Linked DNA regions of Homo sapiens: region 2 is linked to region 1. A link is an interaction called in ENCODE POLR2A ChIA-PET data of the cell type or tissue named here. Cell type or tissue: OCI-LY7. All regions are shown on one strand. Each heading gives the region's core, and the rest is flanking DNA. Links, peaks and the distances in the headings are about the cores only.

Evidence for each region. Peaks named below come from ENCODE experiments on the same cell type or tissue, not always from the same donor. Only the 100,000 strongest peaks of a DNase experiment are listed, where the experiment ranks them.
Region 2: POLR2A ChIA-PET joins it to region 1 with 6 read pairs; 2 of 35 experiments call an interaction of 5 or more read pairs at or near these places.

The regions. Positions count from the first base shown.
Region 1 is chr19:19,391,544-19,398,653 of GRCh38, forward strand. It overlaps a transcript of GATAD2A not described here. Among named protein-coding and RNA genes, the nearest start is that of GATAD2A, 11 kb to the right of the region's middle. RefSeq lists enhancers at 3,335-3,424, 3,446-4,299. In OCI-LY7, for the core only: no CTCF peak of the experiment used is centred there; a DNase peak (open chromatin) is centred at 3,468.
Region 2 is chr19:21,355,871-21,362,980 of GRCh38, forward strand. ZNF738 (zinc finger protein 738) reads left to right here and starts at 3,130. Exons shown (of 5, transcript NM_001355237.2): 1 at 3,130-3,273; 2 at 5,896-5,988. The coding sequence starts at 3,271. RefSeq lists enhancers at 1,843-2,400, 3,192-3,491. In OCI-LY7, for the core only: no CTCF peak of the experiment used is centred there; DNase peaks (open chromatin) are centred at 3,051 and 3,461; H3K4me3 peaks cover 1,639 bases; H3K27ac peaks cover 856 bases.

The DNA of each region.
Region 1 (7,110 bases), core at 2,152-4,651:
TATGCTATGTCTCTTGTGTACCACAGACTTCACTTTGGTGGATGGTGGGGCCACCACCAAGTCTCTATCTAACAGGAAGTTTTTTAAACTTGTTTTTTTTTACTTGAAGGATCCTTACAGCAATAAAAAACCTTGGATAGTTAGAAATGATATTGATCTAGGTACATTTATTAGATGTAATGTAATGTGGTTATCTGTTGGTGGGCAGGTCTAAAAGGCATGTGGGTCCAAACACTGCCCAGCTTCTAACTCTGGACGATAAAAACTGTTGATTTATGGAACTGAAATAGCTAGGGAAGTCAGGGTTTCCTTCCTGTTGGAGACAGCACTGGGGGCATTAAATCCCTGTGGGATCTTGATGATAAGAAATAAGCTGACCTCTTTTGGAATTGGGAAATAACTACTGTGTCAAGTGGTTCCATCCAAATGAATGGATGGTGTTATTTTTGATTTCTAGTTTTAAGTTTGACTTCATCCTCTCAGAAACTTGACTGCCTTTGTTTATACTGGTGTGTCTTTTGAATAAGAGTTTTTCCTTTTTTTTTTTTTTTTTTTTTTTGAGACAGAGTCTTGTGCTCTGTCACCCAGGCTGGAGTGCAGTGGTGCAATCACAGTTCACTGCAGCCTCGACTTCCGGGCTCAAGTGATCCTCCCACCTCAGCCTCTTGAGTAGCTGGGACTACAGGCATGCGCCACCATGCCCGGCTAATTTTGTATTTTTGTAGAGACAGGGTCTCGCTATGTTTCCCAGGCTGGTCTTGAACTCCTGAGTTCAAGTGATTCTCTCACTTTGGCCTCCCAAAGTGTTGGGATTATAGGTGTGTGCCTGGCCCAAGTTTATTGTGTGTGTGTTTTTTTTTTTTTTTCCAGACAGAGTCTCGCTCTGTCACCTAGGCTGGAGTGCAGTGGTGCGATCTTGGCTCACTGCAACCTCCACCTCCTGGGTTCAAGCAATTCTCTGTCTTAGCCACCCGAGTAGCTGGGATTACAGGCACCCACCACCATGCCTGGCTAATTTTTGTATTTTTAGTAGAGACGGGGTTTCACCATCTTGGCCAAGCTGGTCTCGAATCCCTGACCTCGTGATCCACCTGCCTCAGCCTCCCAAAGTGCTGGGATTAGAGGCGTGAGCCACTGCGTCCGGTCAAGTTTTTTTTTTTTTTTTTGAAACAGAGCAGAGTCTTGCTCTGTCACCCAGCCTGGAGTGTAGTGGCACAATCTTGGCTCACTGCAACCTCTGCCTCCTGGGTTCAAGCCATTCTTCTGCCTCAGCCTCCCCAGTAGCTAGGATTACAAGTGTGCACCACTGCGCTCAGCTGATTTTTGTATTTTTAGTAGAGACAGGGTTTCACCATGTTGGCCAGGCTGGTCTTGAACTCCTGACCTTATGAACTGCCTGCCTCGGACTGCCAAAGTGTTGGGATTACAGGCGTGAGCCACCGTGCCTGGCCAGTTTATTCTTTTAAATTGGCTTATAAGGGGCCAGGTGCGGTGGCTTACGCCTGTAACCCTAGCACTTTGGGAGGCTGAGGCAGGGGATCACTTGAGATCAGGAGTTTGAGACCAGCCTGGCCAAAATGGCAAAACCCTGTCTACTAAAAATCCAAAAATTAGCTGGGCGTGGTGGCACATGCCTGTAATCCCAGCTACTCGGGAGGCTGAGGCACAAGAATGGCTTGAACCTGAGTGAGAGGCAGAGTTTGCAGTGAGCTGAGGTCGGGCCACTGCACTCCAGCCTGAGTGACAGAGTGAGATTCCGTGTAAAAAAAAAAAAATTATAAGGGACAAGTGAACACTTAAGAGCTTTACTTGTGTGGCCATAAGATATGGTGTATGTGTGTTTTCTAGTGCAATTTACATTACATTAAAAATTAGAAAGTGTTAAATCTTCTGGCCCATGTAACTTCCTATGCGAACAAATAATTCAGGAACAAACACTTTCATGCCTAAGATAAAACATTTTCATGCTTGGTGATGGGGGTCTGGCAGTGAGCAGGACTGACACAGCTGGCCTTCCAGAAGCTTACATCTTAGTTGCAGACAAATAAACAAGCAAATGAATGAAAGAACATTGTGAGGTTTCTTGAGAATATCCCTAAGTGCTGCAGCTACCCTCATTGGGAGCTTCAGGTGGGGTTTCTTGGAGGTGTAGAAGTGAAACCTCACTACCTCTTTAATTTCCTCACTGGGCTCCTGTTTCCTGTCTCTAAAAGGAGACAGAAATTATGGCATTTTCCTACTTGATTGTTGGCGATAGTTGATTCATGACCACTGTGGCTGTAATCTTGGAGAAACGAGAGAAACTAGAATGGTCACGGCAGGGAGCATTTTCAGGTTTGCCTTTGTTTCTTTTTTTTTTTTTGGAGACAGTCTTGCTCTGTCGCCCAGGCTGGAGTGCAGTGGCGTGATCTTGGCTCACTGCAACCTCCACCTCCTGGGTTCAAGTGATTCTCCTACCTCAGCCTCCCGAGTAGCTGGGATTACAGGCACCTGCCACCACGGCTGGCTAATTTTTTGTGTTTTAGTAGAGATGGGGGTTTCACCATGTTGCCCAGGGTGGTCTCGAACTCCTGAGCTCAAGCAATCCTCCCGCCTAGGCCTCCCAAAGTGCTGGGATTACAGGTGTGAGCCACCATGCCTGGCCAAGTTTGCCTTTCTTGAAGTCAGTGGAGACGTGTTTTTGGAATCCTGTGGCATTTCTTCATGGCAATGCATATTACACTAAGTGATAAACCGCTCTAAAAGCCCTTCCCTTGTTGAAATCTTAAAAACATTCAGACAAGCTGGGGCTGCCTGGGTGTTGGTGGTGGTTTAGGAATAATGAGATTTCCAATAGATGACTGCTTTGTTATGTATTGGTAGACTCTTGGTGCATGGATTTCCCTCTGCCCGGGCTTTCCTCTTTTTTTTTTTTTTTTTTGAGATGGAGTCTCGCTGTGTTGCCCAGGTTGGAGTGCAGTAGTGTGATCTTGGCCCACTGCAACCTCTGCCTCCCAGGTTCAAGCGATTCTCCTGTCTCAGCCTCCTGAGTAGCTGGGATTACAGGCGGCATGCTGCCATGCCTGGCTAATTTTTTGTATTTTAGTAGAGACGGGGTTTCACTGTGTTGCCCAGGCTGGTCTTGAACTGAGCTCAGAAAATTCACCCACCTCGGTCTCCCAAAGTGCTGGGATTACAGGCGTGAGCCACCACTCCCGGCCCAGGCTTTCCTCTTACACTGGGACTGGGAAGGTGCTGTTTAGACTTTTTTATGTTGGGCAAGGCTGGAAGTCTTAGATTTGACAGGTGCTTTTCTTAAGTAAGTGTATCTGTGAGAGGTGGGGCTGGAGAGCAAGGCGGGATATTCATTTTGGGCACAGCCTCGAGGGCAAGAGGGAGGGTGTTAGAAGGAGAGTTTCTGGTTGTCTTTTTTTTTCCCTTCCACCCAAGTTCTGACTCTGGAGGTGGAGAGGCAGGCCCAGGCCGGAAGTGGGCGTGGACAAGTAATGCAACTGTGCATGTGACCAGGCTCCCACCTCTGGGCTCTGCTGCCCTTGGGAAGTGGATGCTTGCTCCCTCCTGACTTCCTGTTCTCCCTCCTTACAGGCTGAGTTCTTGGGCTCCAAGTTGAGCACAGAAAATACGTTCAAGGCCGGGCGCGGTGGCTCACGCCTGTAATCCCAGCACTTTGGGAGGCTGAGGCAGGCGGATCATTTGAGCCCAGGAGTTTGAGACCTGCCTGGCCAACATGGCGAAACCCCGTCCCTACTAAAAATGTAAAAACTAGCTAGGTGTGGTGGTGCACGCCTGTAATCCCAGGTACTCTGGAGGCTGAGGCAGGAGAATCACTTGAACCCAGGAGGCGGGGTTTGCAATGAGCTGAGATCATGCCACTGCACTCCAGCCTGGGCAACAGAGCGAGATTCCGTCTCAAAAAAAAAAAATAGAAAACATGTTCAAGTTACCCCTTTTCCTTGGTAAGCCGCTTTGTCAGAGCTGGAAGCCACCAGTGGACCTGTACTTGCCAGTTTTGGGGTCTCAACTAATACACCCACAAACTCAGAGGCCTATCTGGCAGGGCGGCCAAAAAGATGGTTTCTTGTTATATTATCACAGTGTTCCCCTCGGGAGCTTGTCTGCACCAAGAGCTGCCTGGAGGTGTGTATGGAACTTAAAGAATCCGACAGTAGATAGGTCCTTCAGGAAGAGTGTGTTCTTGAAGAATCGTTTGCAGTTACTTACAGCTTTTTGCTTTATAAAAGTACGGTGGGAGTCCCTGTGCCATAGAAACTTTAGAGCCAAAAAACTTTGGGCTTGATCCTGATTCTACCACTTGCTGGCATGTGACCTTAGAAAAATAGCCTAACTTCAAGTGGCCTACTCTTTCTGAGCCTCAGTTTCCTCAAAATTAAACTCAAATCCTCGTTTGTGGGCTGGTTTGTTTGTAAGCATACAGCAAGCGGCCAGACTGTTGTAGATGCCTAGTAAAGGTAGTTGTTAAAGAATCATATTTAGGAGCCGGGCACGGTGGCTCACACCTGTAAACCCAGCACTTTGGGAGGCTGAGGCGGGTGGATCGCCTGAGGTCAGGAGTTTGAGACCAGCCTGGCCAACATAGTGAAACCCTGTCTGTACTGAAAATACGAATTAGCTGGGTGGTGGGCGCCTCTAATCCCAGTTACTAGGGAGGTTGAGGTAGGAGAATCGCTTGAACCTGGAAGGCGGAGGTTGCAGTGAGCTGAGATCATGCCACTGCACTCCAGCCTGGGCAACAAAAGTGAAACTCCGTCTGAAAAAAAAATCATATTTAGGCTGACCGTTTCTCTTGAGGTTGGCACCTGAGGTTGGACAACAATCTGTGGATGTTAATACTGCCCAAGAACAAACCAGTTGACACTGGGCCAATAGGCTGAGCATGTCTGAAGGCCAGTGATCTGGAAGTTCCTAGTTTGGTTGATTTTTCCCAGTTGAGATCCCTTAGTTCATTGTAGCTTTAACCCCTACAGCCTCACCTTACTGTACTCTCCATATGGACTTGAAGTGCCTCAGGAAACATGATGGGGTAATTGGGAAAAAGGCTCAAACCTTGAGCTCAGGTGATCTGCCTGCCTTGGCCTCTTAAAGTGCTGGGATTTCAGGCATGAGCCACTGTGCGCGACCTGTTTGTTAGGTTTCTTTTTCTTTTCTTTCTTTCTTTCTTTTTTTTGAGACAGTCTCGCTATGTTGCCCAGGCTGGAGTGCAATGGTGCAGTCTCAGCTCATTGCAACCTCCACCTCCTGGGTTCAAGCCATTCTTCTGCGTCAGCCTCCCGAGTAGCTGGGATTACAGGCGCCTGCCACCATGCAGGGCTAATTTTTGTATTTTCGGTAGAGATGAGGTTTCACCATGTTGGCCAGGCTGGTCTCAAACTCCTGACCTCGTAATCTGCCCAACTCAGCATCCCAAAGTGTGGGATTACAGGCGTGAGCCACTGCTCCCAGCCGTTAGGTTTCTTAAGTGGCTAGGTGTTCTGAGAAGAGGCATAGCATGGGCACAGGCAGAGACCTGGAGTTGAAAACAGCCAAGTGAGTTCCCTTGACCTGAGGAGGTTATGCTCTTCTAAAAGTCAGAGTTTGAGCTGATCACATTGGCAAGAAAAGTCCAAAATTGCTTCCAAAGGTAGAAAGTTAAAATGTGCTATAGTAGGATCCAAGATTAAACTCAAAATAGTATTTAAATTGAGCTTTTATTTTTTTTGAGACGGAGTTTCGCTCTTGTTGCCCAGGCTGGAGTGCAATGGCGTGATCTCAGCTTACCGCAACCTCCGCCTCCTGGGTTCAAGCGATTCTCCTGCCTCAGCAGGAGAATGAGTAATGTGTAATGAGGCTAATTATATATTTTTAGTAGAGATGGGGTTTCTCCATGATGGTCAGGCTGGTCTCGAACTCCCGACCTCAGGCGATCTGCCTGCCTTAGCCTACCAAAGTGTTGGGATTACAGGCATGAGCCTCCGTACCGGGCCTTAAATTGAGCTTTCAATAAACATTTTCAATCAGGAAGCAATGATGGCCAGTGAAATCAGCCATCTAGACTCTGTAATGGTATACTGTATATGTAGACTTTAACCTCCAAAGGAGCTTCAAGAGAACAGACTTCAGGGCTGCTTCTGACCTTTTTCCTTTGAGAATTGTTATCATTTAAGCTGGTCTAAAATTCTTAATACATCAGAACAGTTTTTTGTTTTTTTTGAGACAGAGTCGCACTCCGTTGCCCAGGCTGGAGTACACTGGCATTACTGCAGCTTTGAACTCTTAGGCCCAAGCCATCCCCTTGCCTCAGCACCCAGATAACTAGGACTACAGGCGCATGCTATCATGCCAGGCTAATTTTATTTAGTTAGTTAGTTAGTTAATTAGTTGAGACAGAGTTTTGCTCTTGTTGCCCATGCTGGAGTGCAGTGGCGTGATCTCGGCTCACCACAACCTTCGCCTTCTGGGTTCAAGCAATTTTCCTGCCTCAGCTTCCTGAGTAGCTGGGATTACAGGCATGCGCCACCAGGCTCGGCTAATTTTGTATTTTTAGTAGAGATGGGGTTTCTCCATGTTGGTCAGGCTGGTCTCGAACTCCTGACCTCAGGTGATCTGGCTGCTGCAGCCTCCCAAAGTGCAGGGATTACAGGCGTGACCCACTGCTAACCGCCTTATTTATTTATTTATTTGAGATGGAGTCTCGCTCTTGTTGCCCAGGCTGGAGTGCAGTGGTGTGATCTCGGGTCACCGCAACCTCCGCCTCCCGGGTTCAAGCAATTCTCCTGCCTCAGCCTCCCGAGTAGCTGAGATTACAGGCATGCACTACCACGCCCAGCTAATTTTTGCATTTTTAGTAGAGACGGGGTTTCATGTTGGCCAGGCTGGTTTCCAACTCCTGACCTCAGGCGATCCGCTTGCCTCGGCCTCCCAAAGTGCTGGGATTACAGGCGTGAGCCACCATGCCCGGCCAGCTAATTTTATTTTTTAACTTTTGTCTCACTGTGTTGCCCAGGCTGGTCTCAAACTTCTGGGCTCAAGGACTTCTCCCACCTTGGCCTCCCAAAGTGCTGGGATTACAGGCATGAGACACTGTGCCCGGCCTAGAACAATTTAAACTTACTT
Region 2 (7,110 bases), core at 1,935-4,434, 2.0 Mb after region 1:
TAACTAGCTGCAGCTACAGGCATGCACCACCATGGCTGGCTAATTTCTTCATTTTTGTCATGAAAACAAACTCTTATTATGTTACTCAGGTTGCACTGGAACTCCTGCGCTCACATAATTCTCCCATCTCAGCCTCCCAAAGTGCTAAAAATATAGGTGTGAGCCACTGTGTTCTTCTGCAAATTTTTTTTTTTTTTTAATACAGAGGCTGGCTCTGTTGCCCAGGCTGGAGTGCAGTGGCACGATCTCAGCTCACTGCAACCTCTGCCTCCCCAGTTCAAGTAATTCTCCTGTCTCAGCCTCCTGAGTAGCTGGGATTGCAGGTGCACACCACCACGTCTGGCTAATGTTTGTATTTTTAGTAGAGACAGGGTTTCACCATGTTGGTCAGGCTGCTCTGGAACTCCTGACCCCATGATCCACCCACCTTGGCCTCCCAAAGTGCAAGGATTACAGGCATGAGCCACTGCACGTGGCCTCTTCTGCAATTTCTTAAGAGGATTATTTCCAGTGATAAACAGTAGTATATGAACACAAACCTAAAAGGAATCTGACTTATTCTGTAGAAGTGTCACTCTCCAGGATTTCAAGGGTCTAGGGCAGGGCAGCTACTTTAGTAGTATGATCTATGGAGGTGCATGGGCTTTGGCGTCAGATAAAGTTGATCCTGAGTCTTATTCCAGTCACTTAGTACTCGTGGGTCTTTGGACATGTTTGTTGATGTGGAGAAGCTCTATATACCACATATGCAAAAAAGGTAGACTGATACTGATTGCAAAATGGCAGCAATTTTTCTGCCCTCTTGTATCTATGCCCATTGTCAGGTGCTTTTACAGCTGTTTCCATCAAGATCCAGAATCTGTCTTCTAAACCCTAGATCTGGCTGGCCTTATTTGCTCAGGGCAGTAGAAACTTGTGAACATGACAGTGGGCTAGTTTGGGGCCCAGGCTCAAATGGTCTTGAATACTTCTGTTTTTTGTTCAGAATGCTGCAATCTCCATGAATAAAGCCCATGTTAGCAAGCTTAAAAATAAGATACCATGAGGAGGAGAAGCAAGGTGCCCCTGTTGAGCCCCAGAAGCAGAAGATCACCCCCAGAAGTACAGCTGGCTAGTCAACAAGCAGCTGATGATACCAGTCTGAAAGAGCTCAGCTGATACCAGAAGAACGGCCCCACTCACCCAGCCTAAATGGCTGATCATCTTAATTATAAACTAGTAAGTTTTGGATGATTTGTTATGCTGCAATAGCTAACTAATACATGCACCAGTGCAGATAGGATGCCAGGATTCAGTGACAGGTTGATTACTTGTTGCCTTCTAACAGTGGGCACCCTCTAGGTACTGATTTCTTCCCCTAATTTAAAGTTGGATGTCTTGAAAGAGAATGTTGGGTAATGCAGAAATACTGGGAGACATGTATGCATGTGATTGGTGTTTATATTCGCACAGTCCCCACACCACAGGAGAAAACAGATAACCACAGCCTCGCAATTAGGGTCAAGGCCAAATAGCAAAATAAGTTTGCCTTTAATCTATTTTCTCTGTATCTAAACACTGGAGTCCAAGAATGTGGGCAGAACTGAAGACACAGAGTTTTTTTCTCCTAAGCTCCATCATCCTATGTTCACAGCCTAATCTCTAAAAGAAAGGTGGGCAACAGGTGGTAAGCAGTGGTTTACCTGTGGTTATTTTATTTCTGCTGCCCTCAGCTCTTTCTATGGCCACTATCTGTTCCAACCTCAGAACTGAAGATAGATGTTAGTAGGGAGAGGCCCTTCCTTCCCCTCTGGCCCTTCACACCATTGACATCAGAGCTGCCATGTGTGGCTCCTGGGTGCCTGGAATGTGCTTGGTCTGAACCGCGATATGCTAGAAAGGTAAAACACAGAGTTATTTTCAAAAATTTAGTTGCAAATATTTATATACTTCATTAATAATTACATATTCCTCACACATTAAAATGATATTTTGTATATATTAGGTTAATTACATTGTTACAATCAATTCAACCTGTTCCTTGTTATTGTTGTTGTTGTTGTTGCTGTTGTTGCAGTCTGTCACTAGGCTGGAGTGCAGTGGCGCAATCTCGGCTCACTGCAACCTCTGCCTCCCGGGTTCAAGCGATTCTCCTGCCTCAGCCTCCCCAGTAGCTGGGATTACAGGCATGCGCCACCACGCCTGGCTAATTTTTATATTTTTTTCAGTAGAGACAGGGTTTAGCCATATTGCCAGGAGGGTCTCAATCACTTGATCTCGTGATCCACCAGCCTCGGCCTCCCAAAGTGCTGGGATTACAGGCGTGAGCCACTGCGCGTGGCCTCTTGTTTCTTTATATTTTTCACCCCCCAAAACGGAGTCTCGCTCTGTCCGCCCAGGCTGGAGTGCAGTGGCGCGATCTCTGCTCACTGCAACCTCCTCCGCCTCCCGGGTTCAAGCAATTCTCCTGCCTCAGCCTCCTGCGTAGCTGGGATTACAGATGTCCACCACCACGCCCGGCTAATTTTTGTATTTTTAGTAGAGACGTGGTTTCACCATGTTAGCCAGGCTGGTCTCAAACTCCTGACCTCTTGATCTGCCCGCCTTGTACTCCTAAAGTCCTAGGATTACAGGCGTGAGCCACCATGCCTGGCCCCTTGTTTCTTTTTAATTTTCTAGTTTGGCTACCAGAAAATTCAAAATTCACGTGGCTCACATTTTATTTCAGAGGATTACCTCCTTTTTAAAATCTCAGGCTGCCTGCTCAAAGGACCGTAAGCCAGGAAAGTAAAAAAACCCTGAAATTTTAAAACATTTGTTATTATATCCTTTTCATTTATGTATAGCCATATGATATAGTATTTACAAATGCATATGACCTTATACGCAAGGTTGAATGCAAATACCCTTTGGGGTGGGCCTATCTCAGCTCAAGGAGGAAGCCCTGCCTGAAAAGGCTGCAGCCTAGGCGGTCACTCTTTCTTCATTCAGCCCAGCATCTAATTACATCTTCTGTCAGTCAGGGCCTGAGAGGGTGGGGTTTTAAACGTTATCCAATCAGCGACGCTGGGCTGGGAACTGTCCAATCAGGCACGCAGCTTGAGCGGAGAGGACGGCTTCCGGGATGTGGCGGGATTTGTCCGCTTCTTTGTCTTTGGCTGCCGCTGGAACTCCGGGTCTCGTCTTCACTGCTCTGTGTCCTCTGCTCCTAGAGGCCCAGCCTCTGGTCCTGTGACCTGCAGGTATTGGGAATCCACAGCTAAGACGCCGGGACACCCTGGAAGCCTAGAAATGGTGAGAGTGCGGGGTCCAACATCCCGAGAGAGGGGAAGGGCTGGTTGGAACCGGTGGGAAGTGGCTGTGGCGAGACTCAGGCCTCCCCGCAGTCAGCTCTACAATCTGCGCCCCGAGTTCTCCTTGCCCAGCTCGGCCTCAGTCGCCTTCAGCCATAAGATGGCGGTTGCGCCGACAGCCCGGCCCCCGGGCGTCCTGTCTCTTCCCTGCATAGTGACTGTGCCCTTGCCTGGAGCCCTCTCTGGGGAATCTCTGCACCCGCAGCGCCGCTTCTCTACCGGATTGTGCAGGGACCGTGGGAGGGTCGTCAGGGGAGAATCCTGACTTGGGGTGCGGGTTCATGAATGGGAAGAGGTTTGTTCCGTGGGGTTCCCAGTTCCTATTATCTCCTATTAAAAGTTAATGGGAGTCACTGCAAAAATATTAAAAGAATTTAATCAAAGAGTGGTTCTAGGCTGGGCGCGGTGGCTCACGCCTGTAATCCCAGCACTTTGGAAGGCCGAGGTGGGCGGATCAGAGGTCAGGAGATCAAGACCATCCTGGCTAACACGGTGAAACCCCGTCTCTACTAAAAATACAAAAAATGAGCCGGGCGTGGTGGCGGGCGCCTGTAGTCCCAGCTACTCAGGAGGCTGAGGCAGGAGAATGGCGTGAACCCAGGAGGCAGAGCTTGCAGTGAGCCGAGATCGTGCCACTGCACTCCAGCCTGGGCGACAGAGCGAGACTCTTGTCTCAAAAAAAAAATTAACTTATTAAATAATTTAATCAAAAAGTGGTTCTAGAATTGTAGAGCACCAAGCTGTGGTTTTTAGTTTGTGGTCTATGGGAGAGGCTTGAAAGAAAGTCTTTTGTAAAATGCATGATGAAGAAAACCAAATTTAGTAATTGGTTAGGTACAGTTACGTGGTTTTTTAATTTGTACATTAAAGGTGAAAATTTCCTGGTTATGTAATCGGAGCTCAATTGGCAGTTTATAGTAGGTGAAGCCTCAATTTTGTTTCTCTGAATTTAGTAATTAAAAATAATGCGCCTGAGTTAGATTTTTTAAATTGAAGTAGGAACCCAGGGACTAGAGAAACCTCAGTCTAATTGCCTGCCACTTAATTATTTTCACACTCCACAGGGAACTGATTTTCTGCTGCATTTTTCACCTGGGTCCCAATCAGGGTCTTAAGTCTAACCCCCATCCCTCATTACTCCAACCTCATTCTTGCTTGCAGTAAGATACTAAATTTCCAATTTCTTCTGGGGTTCCCAAATGCCAGCTTTTCCTCCCTAATTCACATTATCACGTATTTGTGTTTTTTTGTTTGTTTTGTTTTGTTTTTGAGATGGAGTCTCGCTCTGTCTCCCAGGCTGGAGTGCAATGGCGCGATCTCGGCTCACCTCAACCTCCGCCTCCCGGTTTTAAACAATTCTCCCACTTCAGCCTCCTTAGTAGCTGGGATTACAGGTGCGCGCCATCATACCTGGCTAATTTTTGTGTTTTTGTAAAGACGGGGGTTTCACCATGCTGGCCAGGCTGGTCTCGAACTCCTGACCTCAGGTGATCCGCCCGCATCAGCTTGCCAAAGTGCTGGAATTACAGGCGTGAGCCACCGGGCCTGGCCACTTATTTTGTAGTGTACTTTTTTATACCGTATTTTAATTAATTATTTTTTGGCAAGGCATTAAATGGTGCTTTTTTCTTTTCTTTTTTTTTTGAGACGGAGTTTCACTCTTGTTGCAAAGGCACATTCTCGGCTCACCACAACCTCCGCCTCCGGGTTCACGAGGTTCTCATGCCTCAGCCTCCCAAGTAGCTGGGTTTACAGGCATGCACCACCACGCCCAGCTGATTTTGTATTTTTAGAAGAGATAGGGTTTCTCCATGTTGGTCAGGCTGGTCATGAACTCCCGACCTCAGGTGATCCGCCCGCCTTGGCCTCCCGAAGTGCTGGGATTACAGGCGTGAGCCACTGCGCCCTGCATAAATGGTGTTTTGGGGGTTTTTTTGTTTGTTTTTTGTTTTGAGACGGAGTTTTGCTCTTGTTGCCCAGGCTGGAGTACAGTGGCATGGTCTCGGCTCACCGCAACTTCTGCCTCCCGGGTTCAGGCGATTCTCCTGCCTCAGCCTCCGAGTAGCTGGGATTACAGGCATGTGCCAGCCACCACGCCCGGCTAATTTTTTATTTTTAGTAGAGACAGGGTTTCTCTATGTTGGTCAGGCTGGTCTCGAACTCCCGACCTCAGGTGATCCGCCCGCCTCGGCCTCCCAAAGTGTGGGGATTACAGGCGTGAGCCACCACACCCAGACCAATGGTACTTTTAAGAAGGTTTGTTATCTGTTTGTAAATATTTTCCATGAAAAGAAAGCAAATAATAATCCCCTGACACTGTGTTGCAAAAAATCTCTGTGTGTCTTTTCCTTTTATCTTTCTAGGCACAGAGATGTTATCGGAATTTTTTTGGGTCAGAGTTCTGCTTTGGAAAATTTATGGGGTGATGTGTCCTCAGCCACCGTTTAGTTTTTTCCCGGTCCTGGGTTTCAGTATTATCTGGGGATAAACCGAGATATCTGCCATGGTTATGTCAGCTAGAGTGTCTAGTGGATATCAGCTTCTGGTTTATTTTCTCCCATAGGACGACCTGAGGTATGGAGTGTATCCTGTCAAGGGGGCAAGTGGATACCCTGGGGCTGAGAGGAATCTTCTGGAGTACTCTTATTTTGAAAAGGTAACCCCTTGATATGTTAAAATTGTCTTTGGGACCAGCTTGAAAAACATGCTCTACTAAAAATACAAAAAACTTAGCCAAGCATGGTGGTGCATGCCTGAATTTCCAGCTACTCGGGGTTGCTGAGGCAGGACAATCACTTGATCCCGGGAGGCAGAGGTTGTGGTGAGCCGAGATCCTGCCATTGCACTCTAGCCTGGGCAACAAGAGTGAAACTCCATCTAATAATAATAATAATGATAATAATAATAATAATAATAATAATAATAATAATGAATAAATTGTCTTCTACCAACCCTGCTTCCATTTCATGGAGACAAATTGCTTGTCAGCCAATCAGATGCTGGTAATGAGGAACAAACACAGTAATAACTTCTGCCCCCTGGATTCTGTAAGGGAGCAGAAGAATAGTGAAATAAATATAGTAAAAGAAAAAGAGTAAAAAACAGTGAAAAATATGTGACCAAAAAAATAGTATCCCGAAAGACAAACAACAAAAACAACAACAAACTGACTCCAGTGAGATGGTGTAAGAACTTGCAAAGTAAAATGCACCTAGGGCAGTCACCGAAAAATAGTGCAGTGTCTCCTGAATGGGTGGTTCTTGAGCACATAAGTGAGCAGGAGTGGGTGGAAGGATCTCTCAAGTGATTGAATGGCCTGACTTGAAACGTGAGTCAGACACATCTGTTATTTAACCAGCACTGCCATTCCTGGATTTGTCACCTTGAAGAGATTTGTTCACTTATTTTCACCTGTTTTTTAGCTGTAAGGTTACATTATATTAGTAGGGCTTGAAAGGTAGAAAAATATTTACAAAGGGCATAAAAGACGTGGGATTCAAAAAAATTAATCATATATTTCATTTGTTAAAAATTTTCACTTACCTTTTTCTTTCCCAGAGTGAGTTTACAAGTTTTCTCAGGTGTAGCTTTTAATGGCTGGGTGATTTCAAACAGAATTTCAAGCTTAGCTTTCAGAATGCTACCAAGAAAAAGAAGAGGAAAAATGTCTATTCCATTTTTGCCGTAGAAAATGAATACGTTTCCACAAGAAAATGTGGTAGATAATTGGTGAGTTACATAGATTCATGAAAACATCAGTTCCTTTTTTTGGCAGGGT